Linked DNA regions of Homo sapiens: region 2 is linked to region 1. A link is a loop called in an ENCODE intact Hi-C map of the cell type or tissue named here. Cell type or tissue: A673. All regions are shown on one strand. Each heading gives the region's core, and the rest is flanking DNA. Links, peaks and the distances in the headings are about the cores only.

Region 1 (8,696 bases), core at 2,180-6,179:
GTCTCAAAACAAAAGAAAAAAAAATAGGGTGCAAAATGAGTAGCTAGAAAATATCACTTAGGGCCAGGCGCGGTGGCTCACGCCTGTAATCCCAGGACTTTGGGAGGCCGAGGCGGGTGGATCACGAGGTCAGGAGTTCAAGACCAGCCTGGCCAATATGGTGAAACCCTGCCTCTACTAAAAATACAAAAATTAGCTGGACATGGTGGTGTGTACCTGTAATCCCAGCTACTCAGGAGGCTAAGGCAGGAGAATTGCTTGAACCGGGACCTGGGAGGCGGAGGTTGCAGTGAGCTGAGATCGCACCACTGCACTCCAGCCTGAGCTACAGAGCGAGACTCCATCTCACAAAAAAAAAAAAAAAAAAAAAAGAGAGAAAATATCACTTAGGTGTAAATACATTTCACATTCACTCTTATTACTCTCTGGGCACAAAACCATTATCCCAGAGAGCCGATTCAGCACTTGGCTCAGAAAAGATGTTCAAAGATGAGAAAAGACAGATAGCATTTGCTAATACCAACTGCTACCATCTACTGATCACCAGTGTTGGGTCAGGCAGGCCCTAATGCAGGTGATTTACACATATTCTCCAATTTAGTGCTGCTGATGATTGTTACCCCCAGTTTGCGGATGAGAAAACTAAGGATCCACAAGTTATTTAGTTTGTCCACTACATGTCACAGCTAGTAATGGTGGAATCAGGATTTGAAGCAGTTCAGTTAAGTCAAAGCCCTTTACCACAATGTGTATTTTTAAAGTTGAGGTTCAGTGGGGGCAAAACAATGAAAACGGCAGGCTCACACTCCAAGTTCACAGACCAGAATTTGGAAAAGGAAAAGCAACAATCATTAAAGGAAGTGAAGAGTTCAAACATGAAAGCTGAGAAATGCCTGAATAATTAAGACTTTAATGTGAAATACCAATCCCAGATTAAAGGGCAGAAAATTTTTAGGCAAATGTGTTCCAATTGTGGAAGGACATATGTACAACCAATGCTACAGATTTCTGCCCCATACATGAAATGTGACAACAGGGAAATTTCAATCTTTGGGTATCTTTAGAGGACATTGTTTTCTTGCTAGAAATTGGATGAAGTCTGTTTTCTACAGACTTGCACAAAAACCAAATGGAAAAATTAAAAGCAGAAAAATTCACATGTTTCTTCATTTCCTTTCACTGTATAGCATGATCCAACTTGATACAGACTCTTCATAAACCCAAAGACGTATATATTTTTTAAGTTGATTCAATTCAAAAGTGGATTGAGAATGGCATTTTTCACTAGCAGGTGGGAAACAAACTCAGAAGTAACAGCTGATTCACTCTCATTTTTTGATTTCTATTATTATTTTTTCATTCTCATGTCTTCAGATCAGACTTTCTAATAACTACAGTCCTTTAGAAATTGCAGTTATATTCTTACTGTCCACAGAGTAAAGCGTCTATCAAAAATAACCAAAATCTTCCCTAAGATATAAGAATCAGGTAACAAGATAATTTGTGACAACATGAGTGCCTTGTTCATCACCAAAAAAGAAATGAATTAGTGAAACCTAGGTACTTTTCCCTGGGCGTTTCAGTCTCTCTTCCACAAACTTGCCCCTTTGTACAGAACTAAAGGAAAAGAGCCGGGTGCAGTGGCTCATGCCTGTAATCCCAGCACTTTGGGAGGCCAAGGCAGGCAGATCACTTGAGGTCAGGAGTTCGAGACCAGCCTGGCCAACATGGTGAAACTGCTCTCTACTAAAAATACAAAAAAATTAGCCGGGCATGGTGGCACATGCCTGTAATCCCAGCTACTCGGGAGGCTGAGGCAGGAGAACTGCTTGAACCCAGGAGGCAGAGGTTGCAGTGAGCAGACAGCATGCAACAGAGCAAGGCTCTGTCTCGAAAAAAGGGGGCGGGGAGAGGGAAAAAAAAAAGAATTATAGGAAAAGGCACAGTGTTAGGTATTTAAGCAAGAGAGCATTTGTCTTAGAGTAGGTAGCAAGGAAATCCATCTAATTATCGGGATATATCTCAAATATATATAAAGAAAAAATCTATAGATATAGATTTAAAAATATGTATATATATAGATATTTTTCCTTCTGGGAATACCTTCCCATACCAGGGACTTGATCCCCAAAAGACAACAACATTGCACATATATAAACTCTATCCCTGCCCTAAGAATGAGGCATAAATATTTAGCCAAATATCCTGTCCTGATGGAAGAGAACTGCAGGTAGAATGCTGCTTTCAGACTATGTGACCATCGGGATCCCAGGCCTGAGAGCAGGTGTCTAAGAGATTGGTCCTGCTTTTGTTTCCTTGGTGAGACACCATTCTGGTGGGTGGAGTAAGAACAGTCTCCAATACACAATTTGATGAGAAGGCCCTGTTTTTGCTCCATGCAGTTCCAAAGCAGACTGCCAAGTCCTCCAGTACAAGTTTTGCAGGCATCAAGCCAAGCAGCTTGGCTTGTGAATCAGGTTTGTGAGAGTGCAGGCTTTGGGACCAAAATTGCAGAAAGGATTATTTTGGTCTGAGGATGTCCTTAATTAGTCAAGTGCTAACAGTAGTATGTAGGTTGGAAGATTTAAAATTTCCCATAATCTCCCACACCAATCAGGAGAAAACAGCTTTTTGAAAAGCACATGTGAAAAAATAGGAGTGTCAATGTCTAAGAACATTTCTAACAGTGTCTGGGCCAGCAATATTTCTATCAAACGTTCCAAGTCATTTAATAAGCCTTTATATCTGTATCACACTTCACAAATTGCAAAAGCCCTCTGATGTGCTTTTCAAACTTGTAACAAGGCTAGGAGGGAGATAAGGCAGGTAAATGTTATCCCCATTTCACAGATAAGAAAACTAAAGCTCAATCGGTTAAGGGATAGATGTAGCCATAACTATTCTGTTTCAGACATGAACTTGTCCATTATTAAGAATCTCCAGTTTGTAAAGTCCTGTGCTGGGTAGTGGATAATGAAATTAATGAAAAGAAAACTAAGGAAATTCCAGAAAAGACAACAATGAGAGTGGCAGGTGGACAAAGAAAAGCATTAAAATACAATGATATAAGCCATCTGCACTATTTTGCAAACAACTGTCTTTTTCTTTTGACTTTTCACTATTAGAGTCATCTGAAATCAAGTCAATATATAGGAGAGGAATCTATCTTCTCCATCAAGGGACGTTGCACCCTCTTTTCTTCGAGGAAGCTTGTCTCAGGCACCCGGTATGCATAACCTCTGCTTCTCTCTGGGGGAATAACTAACTCTATAACTAACTAACTGCCTTGCTCCATGACATACTGACAGCAGGAAACACTGTGTAATCATACAAAGTGCCTGAATACAAAGGTATGGCCACACCATACCCACAAACAAGTCCTTCTTCCAGAAACAAGACCAAATCTTCCTCTGCTTTCCTGTGTGGCATCTCCAGATGAACTGAGCCTGTTTAAATCACGTGATCCATTTAATATAACCCTACAAAGGTCAATGCTGCAATTGCATAGATGTCAAAAAGCCTAAAGAAGCCAAAATGATCTACTTCTCATCTTGCTTGGAAACATTACAGAGCTACTGACTTCAAAGGTTCGATTTTTGTGCTGGAGGGACTTGTAGAAAAGGACAAGGACTGAGTTTAGCATGCTTATTTATTGTTGTTGCCAACAGAGCTGCTCTCTGGAAGTATTCTGGAAAATTCATAATGTCCAGGCCAATGTATTTATAGTAAATTAAAGCTGTGCTTTATTATTATGATTATTTCCTTGGTTACAGTGTTGATGCTGAAAATTTAGGGAAAATAAAGCCCTTGTTATCATGCTTGTGAAAGATTTTAAGCTAACAAAAAGTTCAGTCTTGATTCCAGGGCAGTTAATTAAGGTTGACCAAGTCAGGCAGAAGTAAATTAACTTGGCTGATCAATTATTTATATGAAGCAGAATAAATGCCCTTAAAGAAGTTGGTCTCTTCATAAAAGGATGTGTAAATTAAACTAAACATAGTTTTGTAAAATATGTTTCTATTTCTATGGGGAGAAGAGAAGTTAATGGTGAAATCACTATTAGGAAAATTATTAGAGTAATTACACAGTCCACCCCCCATCCGAAAAGAAAAATTCTCTTTCTCATTGTTCATCCATGTGCAGAGAAAAAAGGAAGATGGCATGCAATTCTGAAGAGATAACAGAAGCTCATGGAAAAGGAAGGAGGAAGGAAGGAAGGAAGGAAGGAAGGAAGGAAGGAAGGAAGGAAGGAAGGAAAAGAATGTGAATTTCACTGTGTAGATTTCATTATTTTGGAAATATTGAACACATGCCTCTTACTTTATTGTCAGTTAACTCCATGCAGTTAGTAGACTGAGAAAGAATAAGGATGAGACTCAGACTAGCTTTAGCTCTAAGAGAGGTACTTTTAAAATTACTCATGTTGCATCATTAAGATTTAAAACCTTCAATAATCGTGTTCATGCCACTGAGGAAAAAAGAAGACCAACCTGTCTATATTATGATATAAAGCATACATTTAGTTCTGGTTCTCATCAAGCAAACGAACTGGTTCCCTTTTAATGTGCAAAGGGTTTACAAGGCAACATAAGACAAACAAAGGAGTTTTAAGCAGTGGGGTGCAGCTCCACAGACTTTTTTCCCCTAGTAGGCAAACGGTAGGGTGGCCTAGGATATTAAACCAGTTCTGTACTCTTTAATGCTCATGTGGGTGTTACTCTCTTCACAACAGAGAGGGAATCAAGCAATGGAAATCCCAGATGAAAGCCACAGACTCTCAGTAGAGGACTGCAACAATGGAGACATCACATTTGCTAGCATGAGGGCCATGCTTTTACACTGCTCACCCGTCACCTGGCGAGATGCTGCTGGAGCAGGTGGCAATGAGGAGATGAGGCACTGACTGGTGGAGGGGATGACAAATGAGACTTAGTGGTTAAGGAAGCAGACAGAAAGATGGCAGCCCCAAGATGTAGAGTTACTGTCTACAAATGGGCTTGGATGGGCTACTCTTAAGAAAAAAACAAAAAGGGTAGATGGGAGGAGAAAGAACAAAACAAGAGAAACAGAGTTAGATCAGACAATTGTTTTCTCACCTGAGATAACTTCTACAAATTATGAATGAACCCTACAGACACACCATTTGTCTATCCACTGTCCTCCTGACCCGGGTCCCATTTCATGGAAAGACTACCCAAGAGCCAAGTTTAGGAGGCAAAGTCAGTGTGCTGACTGTGTTATGAAGGCACCGTCTTCCAATACCACATTTTCATAATTATAACAGAAAGGCGTAAATTTTCTAAAGCATGGCAGTTCAAAAAGTAATCAAGGGAATGAGCCGGAGGGCTATTTTAATGTATGCAAAGCTAGTGACCCACAGTAAATGGGAGGTAAGCTACAATGAATGCAAAGTAATGCACACATACTACAGTCCTGGTCTGATAAGGGACGGCTAAAATTAACACCCAATTAATTTCCGAATTGACAAACAAATGAAACCCATAAATCTACTTTCTCATTAATTTTCTTGTGGTATAATTTAAAGCAGTAATATGAGGGCCAAAACTGAACATTATCCATCATAAATATCAGAAGGATAGCACTGTAACACCATAAATTATGCATATTACCTGTTGTTAAAAATGATTTATGTATTATCAACTTTATCATGCACCATAGATGTCTATCTACATGTATCTTTAAAAATCTGGAATTTCATTTAGCCCCTCTGGAAAAAAAGTTCAGGAGCAATGAAATTGTCAAAAGCATGTTTTAAAAAAAAACAAAACCAAAACAAATGTGGCCACTCATTTAGCCATACAGGAGGATCAGGTAAAACTGGAATCATTCCAGGTCTCAGGTGAGTAGAGGCTAAGAACCCATGGAAGTGAGGAGTCGGGCCTCCCCAGGGAGGAGAAACAAACCAGCTGTAGGGGCACCCCTCCTAGAGAACACAGCATCTGTGTCCAAACGGCGCCACTGACCTGTCCTGCCCTCTGGAACGCAGGAGGTGCAGGGCTTGGTACACGTAAGCAAAGGCAAGATGCATTTGAATGCATCTGACATGGCCAGTGGGGATCATCTATAGCTATGATGACCAACGCAAGCAAGGAACACTAAATTGGCAAAAACTTAGAAAACCCATGCTTATTTTCAATAATGTAATACGGCAGCTTTCTTGCCTTCAAAAGAGGAAGAAAAGAAATAGGAACTAACTTGTATTTATCAATTAAACCAGGAATAGTTTATATTTATCAATTAAATGGAAGAAGCATTCAGATTAAAATAGTTTGCTTGTCCACTTTCCCCAGCTCCATTTGTTTAATAAGAATAATAAATAAATACATCTTTTATCTCAAGTTTAACTTTCAGGTATGCCTTGCACATAACAAGAATTTAACACATAATTACTAAATGTTTGACTAAATGATTAAATGACACAAAATTCCAAGGCCAACCTCTTGATCAAATGAGATCAAGGGCTTGTGCTGGCCTCCAACTTTTATATTCCAACTTTAAAAATACTCTATTTCCTGTACACTTCTTTAACTGTTTTGGTGTTCTGAAACTCCAAAAGTAACAAGCCATTAATTAAATCTGTTAGGTCTTAAGAGAAGTAGGATGATCTCATTAAACATTGAAAGATAATCAACCAATGAAATTTCCTACAAAAACCCATTGGAAACACTGAATATATATATGGACAATTCAGATGGGCTGGAGAAGGTAGACAATGGGATGTTTAATTTTCCCTGTAATTCATGACTCAGAATAGAGTTGGCGGGATAGGGTGGTAATAAAATAATGTTCCTAACAAAAGCACAGGCTTCCCCCTTCTTCACCAGGCTTTCAATGTGAAGACAGGAGACTTCATATTTCCAAGGAAAAAAAGGATTTCTGCATTCCAATGCCAAGGCAGTAAAGTTGTTCAGAGCAACTGTAAATGTCTTATTCTTCAGAACTGTCTTCATCAAACTTTCTTGGATAACGTAATCTTTATAAGACACCAATGAGCACAGATAACAAGTTGACCCCGCTCCAAAAATTACAGATGTCTCAATTTATATTTTTTAGCTTTTCAGCTCTGGTGGGTCTTGGTTCGCTTCTTTCCTAATAGACAAGAGTTTAAGTGCCGTAATCATAGCAACTGTGGGCAAACGAGGGAAGTTAGAAAGAAGCCGCTCTAGGAAACAAGTACAAAGCAGAATGCATACCCACTCCCTCGCATATTAATCCTGAGGAGCTCAAATAATTAAATAGAGACTGAAAAGGAGCTTTGCCAATCCAGTGCTAGGCTGTTTGCTTTGCCACAAGGAAGCCTCTGAAGGTCAGGCATGATGGGGCCAGGTGTTCTGGGGAGCGTAATTAAAATGCATTTTTACAGAACAAAATAGATTTTAAGTTTGAGAACTAACAAAGCCCACGGAACTTTAATCATTTGAACATTCAAACAGCTGAATTCTCACAAATAGCCCAGTGGAATAAAGTGACCAACAACCAGTTCAGAAAAGTCTTTTTTTTTTTTCATTTCTATATTTTCTATCATTTAATGTACACGAGGCCAGGTTCATAACATAGATTAATGACTGGCGTGATCTATGACACACTTCACGTATCTCCCGCTTTGGCTCAAGCCCCTCACCGCTCTAGTGGCCAAAGTGAACAATATGTTCACAGCATCATGGTAATGTAGTGAATGTGGGCCATCAGAATTCTGTTGCTTGCATTTCTCCGTTGTGCAAAAGGAACAATTATTTAATTTTATCCTTCAAAAACTCCAATATACATATATGTATTTTCCCCCCTGAAACTTGCTCTCACAGACAGATGAGCAAGGCTTCTCTGACATAAAAGACCACCATTTGCCTCTGCAGGTCATGACCCTCCAGCCTCCACCCTCACCCTGGTCGGTGTTGTATCTTTGTAATTTACAGCAAATGCTAGGAGAGCATACCTCATATTGAAACACAAGGCAAATTCAGAAACAGCAACAAACAATAACTTAAAAAAAAAATGATGATATGATGCGAGCTGAGAGTTTTCTCTACTGTTTGCAAAACATGACAAAGGCCAGGCTAATGTTCAGGTCTTATCTAAGGTGGCTCCCAGTGTCCAAGGGACAAGCGTCATGTGCACACACCAAACTAGATAAAGAGCCACATGCTTGCTTTACTTAACTAGAAATGATACAAAGCATAAACTCACTTTAAAATGGACAGGTAAGAACCACAGGTAAGAGTAAAAACACTGGCTTTTAAAAATACATTATGCATATTAACTGTGTAGTTTCTTCCCAGTTAAAATATCTTCATTTATGGCAGGGGGGATTTATTCAGAACACATCAAAGTAAAAGTTAATCCTCCCTTCTCAAACTTGACAAAGAGTACATGCATCCAACAGGATCATATCAAGCCTACAGGACAACACGCAAGATAGACACAGTAACACAAAATCCAAGGATTGTACCTTTCAATGGTGACTGCCTTGTTCATAGTACTAGACTTTTTCTCCTACACCTTCTAAGTCCTTGTTTGTTCCACAAAGAAATTTCTAGCCATCTGATGCTCTATTACTGAGCTAGTGGCCTTTCAGGAGAGCTCTCTCCCTTCAGAAAAAAGCAAACAACTGCATAGATATCATTACACTAAGGAAATCTCTTAGAAAAACCAAACAACTTGCTAATCTCACCAGCCCC
Region 2 (8,696 bases), core at 2,341-6,340, 670 kb before region 1:
ATTCCAGCTAAGTAATGATGACACATCTACAGCTATAGATATTAGAAGCCTACGCAAGGGAAACATTTTGGGAAAGACAAAGGAAAAATACTTTCATTTAAATTTTCTTGATGCCATCATATTAGAACTCATTCCAGGCCCTGTGTTAGCATGAAAAAAAAAAAATAGACTCTGAAGAAATATGAACTAAAGAGAAATTCTTTCAGTGTGTGTTTCAGAATTAGCCTCAAAATGTACTTGATTGAGAGTACATCTCACCTTTGTGGGTGCACATTCAAGAACTGGTAAATAAATTTTGGAAAATTCTTTTTTATTGTATCATTCATGGCTGAGTCAATGAATATATTTCTTGTGTAAAAACCTATTTTTGTTTAATTTAATCATTTTACAAGAAGTTGGATGCCAGCCTTTCCAGGGATCAACTTTGACTCGCAGGGAGACTCAGACTCCATCGGATAAGGTGACAGTATTAGATTTGGATTGGTTGCATTTCTCCCATTAGCCAATAGCTGCCATATTACTTCTCTCTTTCAAAGCCATGTGGTGTGAGTAGAAGTGCTCCTGCTCTTGGGGAATGCTTATGCCAATGTCTTAGTCCATTTGTGTTGCTATAAAGGAATACCAGAGGATAGAAAATTTATAAAGAAAACAGGTTTATTTTGCTTATGGTTCTGTAGGCTGTACAAAAGCAAGGCACCAGCATCTGCTTCTGGTGAGGGTTTCAGGCTGTTTCCACTCATGGTGAAAGTGAAAAAGGAGCCAGCATGTGCAGAGATTACATGGTGAGACAGAAAGCATGAGCAAGAAAGCAGGAGGTGCCAGGGCTCTTCTTAACAACCAGTTTTTGCAGGAGCTAATAGAATGAGAACTCACTCACCTCCCTTCTTCACCCCCTACCCAGATCCTAGGGAGAGCATTACTCTATTCATGAGGGATTCATCTCCATAACCCAAACACCTCCCATTAAACCCTATCTTCAACATTTGTGATCAAATCTCAACATGAGACTAGGAGAGGTCAAACAAACCAAAGTGTAATAGCCAATCAGCATGTCTTTCCCCTAGGCCTCAGTGTTTGGTTAAAGCATAAGAATATGACCTTATTGAGTCCATGAGACATGTCTTCACTGTTTGCAGACATTGTTGCTGCTAAGAGTGAAATCTCCCCCGAAAATAACATCATCACATGGAAGAGAGTAGAGCCCAGAGAATAGCAGAACAGGGCAGGATGATATCTGGATAAGCTTCACCTGACGCCAGTGTTAACTTTGAAATTCTGGTTATTTGAACCAATAAATTCTCCATTAATTTAACCCAGCTTAAGTTGCATTTACCTATACTTGCAGTGAAAGATTCCTAAAAGATATGGGAAGAGAATATCATAAAATTCATTTAGAGTGCAATCCTTAAACTTTGGGGGTTAGGAACTTGGAAAACTGGCTGCCATCTTTTTTCCAATCCTACATATACCCTAATTTTCTGGTTCCATGAAACACCCAGCTACGTCCTTGTTTGTGAAGGTGCTCAGCAGGCTTCTTCTCATCCTTTAAGACCCAAGTCAAATATCACTTCCCATTTGAAGTTTCCATCAAACCACTCCAGCATGATTCCCTACCCCAGGTTACCAAAAACCTTGTCATTATCATGAGCGTGGTGCTTTTCACATAATCACTGAATTGTTTACATTTCTCTTCCTTCTCCTGACCTTTCGGAATAATGATCACTCTCCATGGTCACCTACCTTAGGCCAGGAACATTACATGCTTTCGTGCTAAGTCTCTGAATAAACCTGTTTATACAGAAGAGGAAACGAAGGCAGAAAAACAAATGGCTTCAAATTTTCTCAGAAGTAAAAGATAGCTGAGCCACTTGAATCCTTCCTGATTCCAAAACTACTGCTTTTTTTCTTTCTATCATGAAGGACTGGGTCCTATTCACTTTTACATTTTTGAAACTTACTCATTGTCTGATGTTAAACTGTAAGCTTCAAACATTCAGTTACCATTCCAGATGCAGCATTATCATAGCCCTGTTCCAAGTACTATACTCAGCACAGAAAATGCTTTCAATAAAATTTATTGAATGAACCAACTAGTAAATAATAAACATATTTTGCATGTGTTGAATACTCACTCCAACATTTTTTAATGGTCTTTTGCGATGTGCCAGAGTACAACTAAACAGCAATGCCAATCACTGAAAAAAATAGGTGATACTGGTTCCTCAGTGGGATATCCAGGAAGTATTGAGGCACACAAAGCCATTGGTGCTGCTAGAAGAACCATTGAAAGGCTGTGTGATCATGGCTAGTTTACTTACCTGCTCTGAGCCTTCATTTTCTCATCTGTAAAAAGGAGATGATAATAACACAATCTATTTATTGGTTGTGATGAGGCTATTATGAGAATGCAAGTGAAGTGCATAGCATATAATTAACACTCAATAATGCGAAAAATAAAAGATCACTATCTTACTGATGATGGCATGAATAACATCTTTGTGAAATAACTTAGAACTGAATTTTTGTTGTAAAAATAGGGGACCAGTACATTTATCAGTGATCTTAAAACCTTCCCTACTACACCAAAAATGGAATAGGAATTTGGAAAATGACATTTACTTAAGGTTTGTCATGTTTCAGACCAAGAGAAAAATCAGGAAAATCACTAAACCCTGCTATGTAGCCTATGGAGAGTTGCTTAGTGTTTGGTAAGAATGTGGCATTATATTTATTTTATTTTTATTTTTCTGTATCCACTTCTCCTCCCTCAGATCAAAGTATTTTAATAATAAAAAATAAGTAATTTAAATTTTAGATTATTTAGCAAAATTTAGATTATGTATTGTTTGGTTTCAGATGGTTTCACTGAAGGTGCTTTCCCGCCAGTGAAAAAAATATGATGATTCAATAGTGGCTATAAAATTATTGAAAATGGTATTCTAAGTCTTAGAGCCATTTATCTTATTACTTGATATGCTTTAAAATGTTTTTAATTACAAATCTAAATTTGCTTTTTCGATTTTAAATTAAAATCACCACCCAAAATTCTTAAGCCATCTTTCTCTTAATGGATTGGTCAGACGTTTCTATTATTTATCCAACAGAAGAACAATGGGAAATTAGAAATTACAATACATTTGTTAGTGCTTTGTCAACAAGAATTTATGTGGTGTGTTGGAATGCTGAAACATTCTATTATGCTATTTCTGTGATATTGGTAGCTAGGTTTAAATTAAGCACCTACCTGAACGTTTGTTTGTGATTAGAAATGTGTCCAATGAAAATATATTTTTCATGCCAAAATTCAAGAAGAAGGTGGTTTACACAAGCACGTTCTTAGCAGGAAGTCAAGCTGGACTTTTTCAATCCAGCCAAAATCAGAAAGCACTATAAATCTCCCTAGAAAACAAGTTTATAAACTCAAGTTATGTTTAAATAAACATTCTAAGTTAAAATGCTGGACTGAACCCCAGAATATGTCCAGTTTTTCTTATCACTGCTTCTCCGGTGCTGCATTTAATTCTATGATAATTAACTGAGATTTTTAAAATTTTCTTGGAATATCGTGGCAAAATTATGTAGTGCCCATGGAACCCCTTGGATTTAAAAAAAAGTTAGAACATGATTCTGGTTAAACTCTATTACCGAATATTCAATTTCATTGCATTTCCTCCCATCTCCTGTTTGAGTATGTCAAGAATTTCTTGAACTATAGGGCATAATCACTTGAAGACTTTATGGATCTCCTTGGGTTAAAAAAATACTTTTTCTGACTAAATTTAAATAATTAATATTTGATTATATCCCACCTCTATCCTGTACCCATTTTTGTCTGATTCTATTATTGGCCAAGATTCACATATTCACCACCAGCATAAATAAAAACTCAGTTCTTTTAAATTGTCCACAAGGCGGCAGTAAAACATCTTGCTTCCCCCCAATATCTTGAATTTCCAAGTATTCATTTTCCAAACATTTAGTATTATGTTTCCCTGAATAAAATTAAAAACTATTCTGCCTTTAAATTTCTACTTTGCCATTCCAATAGAATGTATTAGTAAATATGAGTTAGTCATGATGAGATACTTAATTTTCTCCTACAATAGATGAGTAGAAATCCTTCAAGTTTTGCTAACATAGATTGGTTATTTATATTGACAAGCAATACTCCTTTCCTGTTTTTCCGGGTTACAGCGGGCCTCTGTAAATTTTCTGATAAGAGAATTTGTTTCTGACCAATGCCAATATTAAGCTTGACATCTTGGTTTGTTTTTTTCTCACTAATTGTATTATGGAAAGGCAGCTTCACGGGTGATTTTTCTACTCAGAGTTTTCAAATGAAATGTAAAATCGGATGTTCCCATTTGTTTAGCAGACACCCTGACAAACCACTGCAGTACAGAAAAATACACTTTTAATAGGTTTTCTTCACAAGTGAGAAAACATCTAAAGATAGTCAAAATTGAAGGCTCAGTAGCAGTGCAGTACTCTAGTAGGAATCTCACCCGCAAATGGGTAGCTCCAATTGCTTTGGTGCTTTCGCTTACATGGTGTGGACCCAAATTGGAGACTACCTTCCATGACCTCATGTGTCAAACCATTGAAGTGTACCTTGGAACACATGCCCCACACAGGAGAAGGGGCGGGGGACCTGGGGGATGGATGACCTTGTACTATTCACTGACTTACTGCTGCCAGAGCAATGGTTGCCCTGAGGGCGAGAAGCTGCCAAAGGCACCTCTGGCATAATCTGTCATCCCAGTAAATGCCTGCCATTCCTGAGAAAAACATGCAGGTGTGCATGCATTAGAGAAAGAGATAGACAGAGAAAGAAGGGATGCTTTGGCAAAACAAATTTGAAACACAGGAGATCTAAGCTGCAGTCTTCATGCTGTCTGCATTCCTGTGAAAACTGCACGGAACTTGGCCCGAGCAAGATTGTGAGATTGAGTCCAGCATTTTGCCAATGCAGGCGTGGCGTGCTAGTGTGTGTGCATGTGCCTGTGTGTGTGTGTTTGTGATATCAAAGCAAATCATTTATGAAGTGTATTCATATGGCAAAATGCAAGACAGTCAGTAATAGTTTCAGTTCTGTCCATTGGTTCGTTTAAGATGCGTACTGCCTAATGCCATTAGAATTGAACATTGTTTTCCTAGTAATAAAAGACATGAAGTTCTTAGCAATTTGTGCCTTCAGAAGGATGATTTCCTATTTAAAATGCTCTAAAGTAAAACATACATCACCCACATAGCACTTAATTTTTGAAAATGCATATACTTTTCTAACTAGCTACTCTAGGAAAATGTGCTGAATGATTTAATTTCATATTAAGGTGCAAATGTGGTACTGGATTTGCGTTGAGACACAAGTGTTTTGCCTCTGAGAGCAAAGCTTTCTGAAAGATTTTCACCACCAGATTCAAAACTACCGAATTCAACATCTGATAGTAATGACATGATTCTCTCACTTTAAGAAAAGCACATTGATTTTAGACATATTGAAACTCAGAAGTTTTAGAAGTGTGTTTGGGTTAAGGTTAAGTCGTCCTTGACAGTATTAAAAGAAAGGTTTGAATTGTTGAATAACCACCTTTCACCCATCCTTAATTGTAATTTAAATGACAATATGCTCTCAATCAATAGCTCTTTGTCACACTGTGAAGATCAAGGGATGAGATTTTACCCCATGAGTTTACAAGGCAAAAGCTCCTTGTTCACATCCCTAAAGATGTTGCATTAGAATACCTGTTCTCCAACAATTCGTCCTGGATAAAGGCATCTGAGTCACATCTTAAAGGTGTAACATTAGAAAAAGTCAAAACCTTTGTTTTTGAAATTTGCTCCAAGCTAGATATCACAATAAAAATACCAATTTAAAAAGCTAAATTATTCTTATGTGAATTTGACTAGTTTAACTTTAGTCATTTTGTTCTCATAGATAATTTCTGTGCATTTGCTGTGTTCTGGGCACTGTGCTAGGCACATTTACATTAAGTTTCTTTATTCTTTGAGGAGTCAACCTCTGAGGTAGGACCTAGTATTTATCCCCATTGAACAGATGAAACTCAGAGATTGAGTCATGTTCCCTCGTCACACTGCTAGGGAAGGGAGAAGCTTTGACAAAATGAATTCTAAATGCACCTCTGAGCACTTAACAAGCCTCCTGAACTTTTCACATGATGAAAATTCAATGTGACTAAACACAACCACTTCTTTTCTCCCAAATCTCTCTATGTAGAAGTTTAAAAATATATCATAAGCACTTTGCTCATGTACTATTGTAATGTAAAACTACATTTAGCACTTATAGAATATACTTTATACATAGAAACAGGCACTTTTACTATTTTTCTCCTGCTTTCCAAGTAGAATGCATTTGAACACTGGCATATGCACTACATTTTGTTATCATATTCATAGGGTGATATTGAATTTCCAGTCCAGCCAGGCTGTGCCTATTTAGGCTTAGATAAGATGGAGCCCACCTCTGTAGACACTGACCGATGAACTCATAATTAGCTCTGAACATGTAGGACCCCAGTCCACCAGTTAATTTTTAAGATTCCAACATCAACTTTAATATATGACCAGACAATTGTCCTGTAAATGTTAAGAGATCCTTCAATTCTCTGCTAGTTGCCAAGGTTAATAATGGTGATTTTTGTGGAGGGTATATGATTTGTTGGGCTAGAGGGGGCTTACTTGTCTTTGGGACTCATTTGCAAACCAAAAAAATGAAGTACTTTCCACCTATTCTAAAATGCATCTTTATACTCTCTACGAAGTAGTTACCATTATACCCATTTTACAAATGAGGAAAGAATCCAGAGATATTAAATAAGCAGCCAATGCCACAGTTAATAAGTGGCAGAGCTGGGATTCTACTTTATGTCTGCCTCATTTCAATGCCTGTGTTTTAAGGCCAAAGTTGACCTAGTCATTTACTCCTGTGTGTAGACTCTTCCCCTTCTAATTAGCAAAGTGCATTTTTATGGCGGTCACCCAGGATTGGGGTTGTGTTGGGAGACTAGAAGTCACTAGCATGTGCCCATTGACATCTCTATACCTTCTTAATGAAAGAAGCTGCTGGGGCTGCTCTTGAGGTATGACTACGGCTTGTAAAACAGTACACGCTCACGGTAAGAATGTCTAACTTAGGTGACTTCAGCATTACACAATTGGCAACTACAACCCCCCAAAAGGCATGGGGGAATTAGTTTTAATAGTGCCAGTCATTCCACCTGCCATTGCATGTGGAGTGAGAGTGAGGTGGGAGCTGGCAATCTGCTATTCCCTCAGCCAGTCTTGGCTAACTTGCCTTGTGAGTCTGTTGTTTAAAGATAAGTATTTAGCCATCATCATCATCATTAATAGTATCTTGAGAGAAAACATTTGCAATTTTTTCTCTTTTTGAGATGGAGTCTCACTCTGTTGCCCAGGCTGGAGTGCAGTGGCTCAATCTCGGCTCACTGCAACCTCCATCTCCTGGGCTCAAGCAATTCTCCTGCCTCAGCCTCCTGAGTAGCTGGGATTACAGGCACGCACAGCCGCATCCAGCTAATTTTTTGTATTTTTAGTAGAGACGGGGTTTCACCATGTTGCCCAGGCTGGTCTTGAATTCCTGACTTCAGGTTATCCACCCATCTCTCGGCCTCCCAAAGTGCTGGGATTACAGGAGTGAGCCACCGCACCTGGTCAATGTTTGCAATTTTAACACCATCACAGAACAGAAGTGGCAGTTACATAATAAATACATTCATGAGCTTTCTATGATGTTTTCACCCACCCAAAGGCTAGATAAAATTTATGAAATTGTTTGTCTGTGGGAAGGAAAACATGTTGGGATGCTATACTGAGAGCACTCACATGTCATCTCCATGAACTCAGGCCACCTAACTAACAACGGACAAACTCTCATCAAGTAACACTTAACAAAGTGTGTGTGTGAGAGAAGGAGCGAATGCAACCAGGGCCACAATGCCTGAGAACTGTGATTGGACAGAGCCAAGACTGATTAAGAAGCTTACACAAGAAGCTTAAACAAGAGAAACTGCAAGTAAGTGTCCTGCAGTCCCCCTGTGCCCAGAGCAGACATCGCTAATCAATCTTGCCTCTAAACATGCAAGGCCAGTGAGACTATTAATAATCCAGCTTTAGAGAAGTGTATGTTTCTATCTAATGTTGTCTGGTCTTAAGCCAGTTACTGGTCCAGTGCTCAGCTGAGTGGACAAGCTGTGAAGGGATTGGAGTTTGCTTATTGAAAGGGACAGCGACATGTTCTGTGATGCTCTGTGTTGCTGTAAAGAGATTCAGACTGTTTCTTTTGTTAGAAACAGAGATTAGAACAACAAAATGATAAACGGGGATTATTTTACATCATTGAAGTACATAAGAATAAGAAAAACACCTACCAAAAATATTGCGGAACACAATGCATGTGTGTCCATGTTTTGGGCCAGGGGAATGGGTTATGTTAAAATTGTGGGACTCTGGAGAGTTTCAGGTCCCTAGCCAATTGTATAGGGAAGGGAAGTCTTTAGCCTTCAGAAGCAATCATTGCCAAGAGGACACATCCCTCCATCCCCTATGACTTCCAAGACACATCAGACAAGAAATCTCCAACTTTGGAATAAAAACCAAAATCATCATCTCCCTCCTTCCCTTCTTTCTTCCCTCCCTTCCTTCCTTCCTTCCTC

Evidence for each region. Peaks named below come from ENCODE experiments on the same cell type or tissue, not always from the same donor. Only the 100,000 strongest peaks of a DNase experiment are listed, where the experiment ranks them.
Region 2: it touches region 1 in a loop (4-fold over the local background); 2 of 110 quality-filtered maps call a loop at or near these places.

Annotation. Positions count from the first base shown.
Region 1 is chr3:71,199,735-71,208,430 of GRCh38, forward strand. The region is part of intron 5 of FOXP1 (forkhead box P1); the gene reads right to left. Among named protein-coding and RNA genes, the nearest start is that of FOXP1-AS1, 86 kb to the right of the region's middle. In A673, for the core only: no CTCF peak of the experiment used is centred there; DNase peaks (open chromatin) are centred at 2,457, 3,367 and 4,567; H3K27ac peaks cover 4,000 bases.
Region 2 is chr3:70,527,347-70,536,042 of GRCh38, forward strand. No RefSeq gene overlaps it. Among named protein-coding and RNA genes, the nearest start is that of MDFIC2, 220 kb to the left of the region's middle. RefSeq lists an enhancer at 5,279-6,228. In A673, for the core only: a CTCF peak has its summit at 3,904 (motif pointing right); no DNase peak of the experiment used is centred there.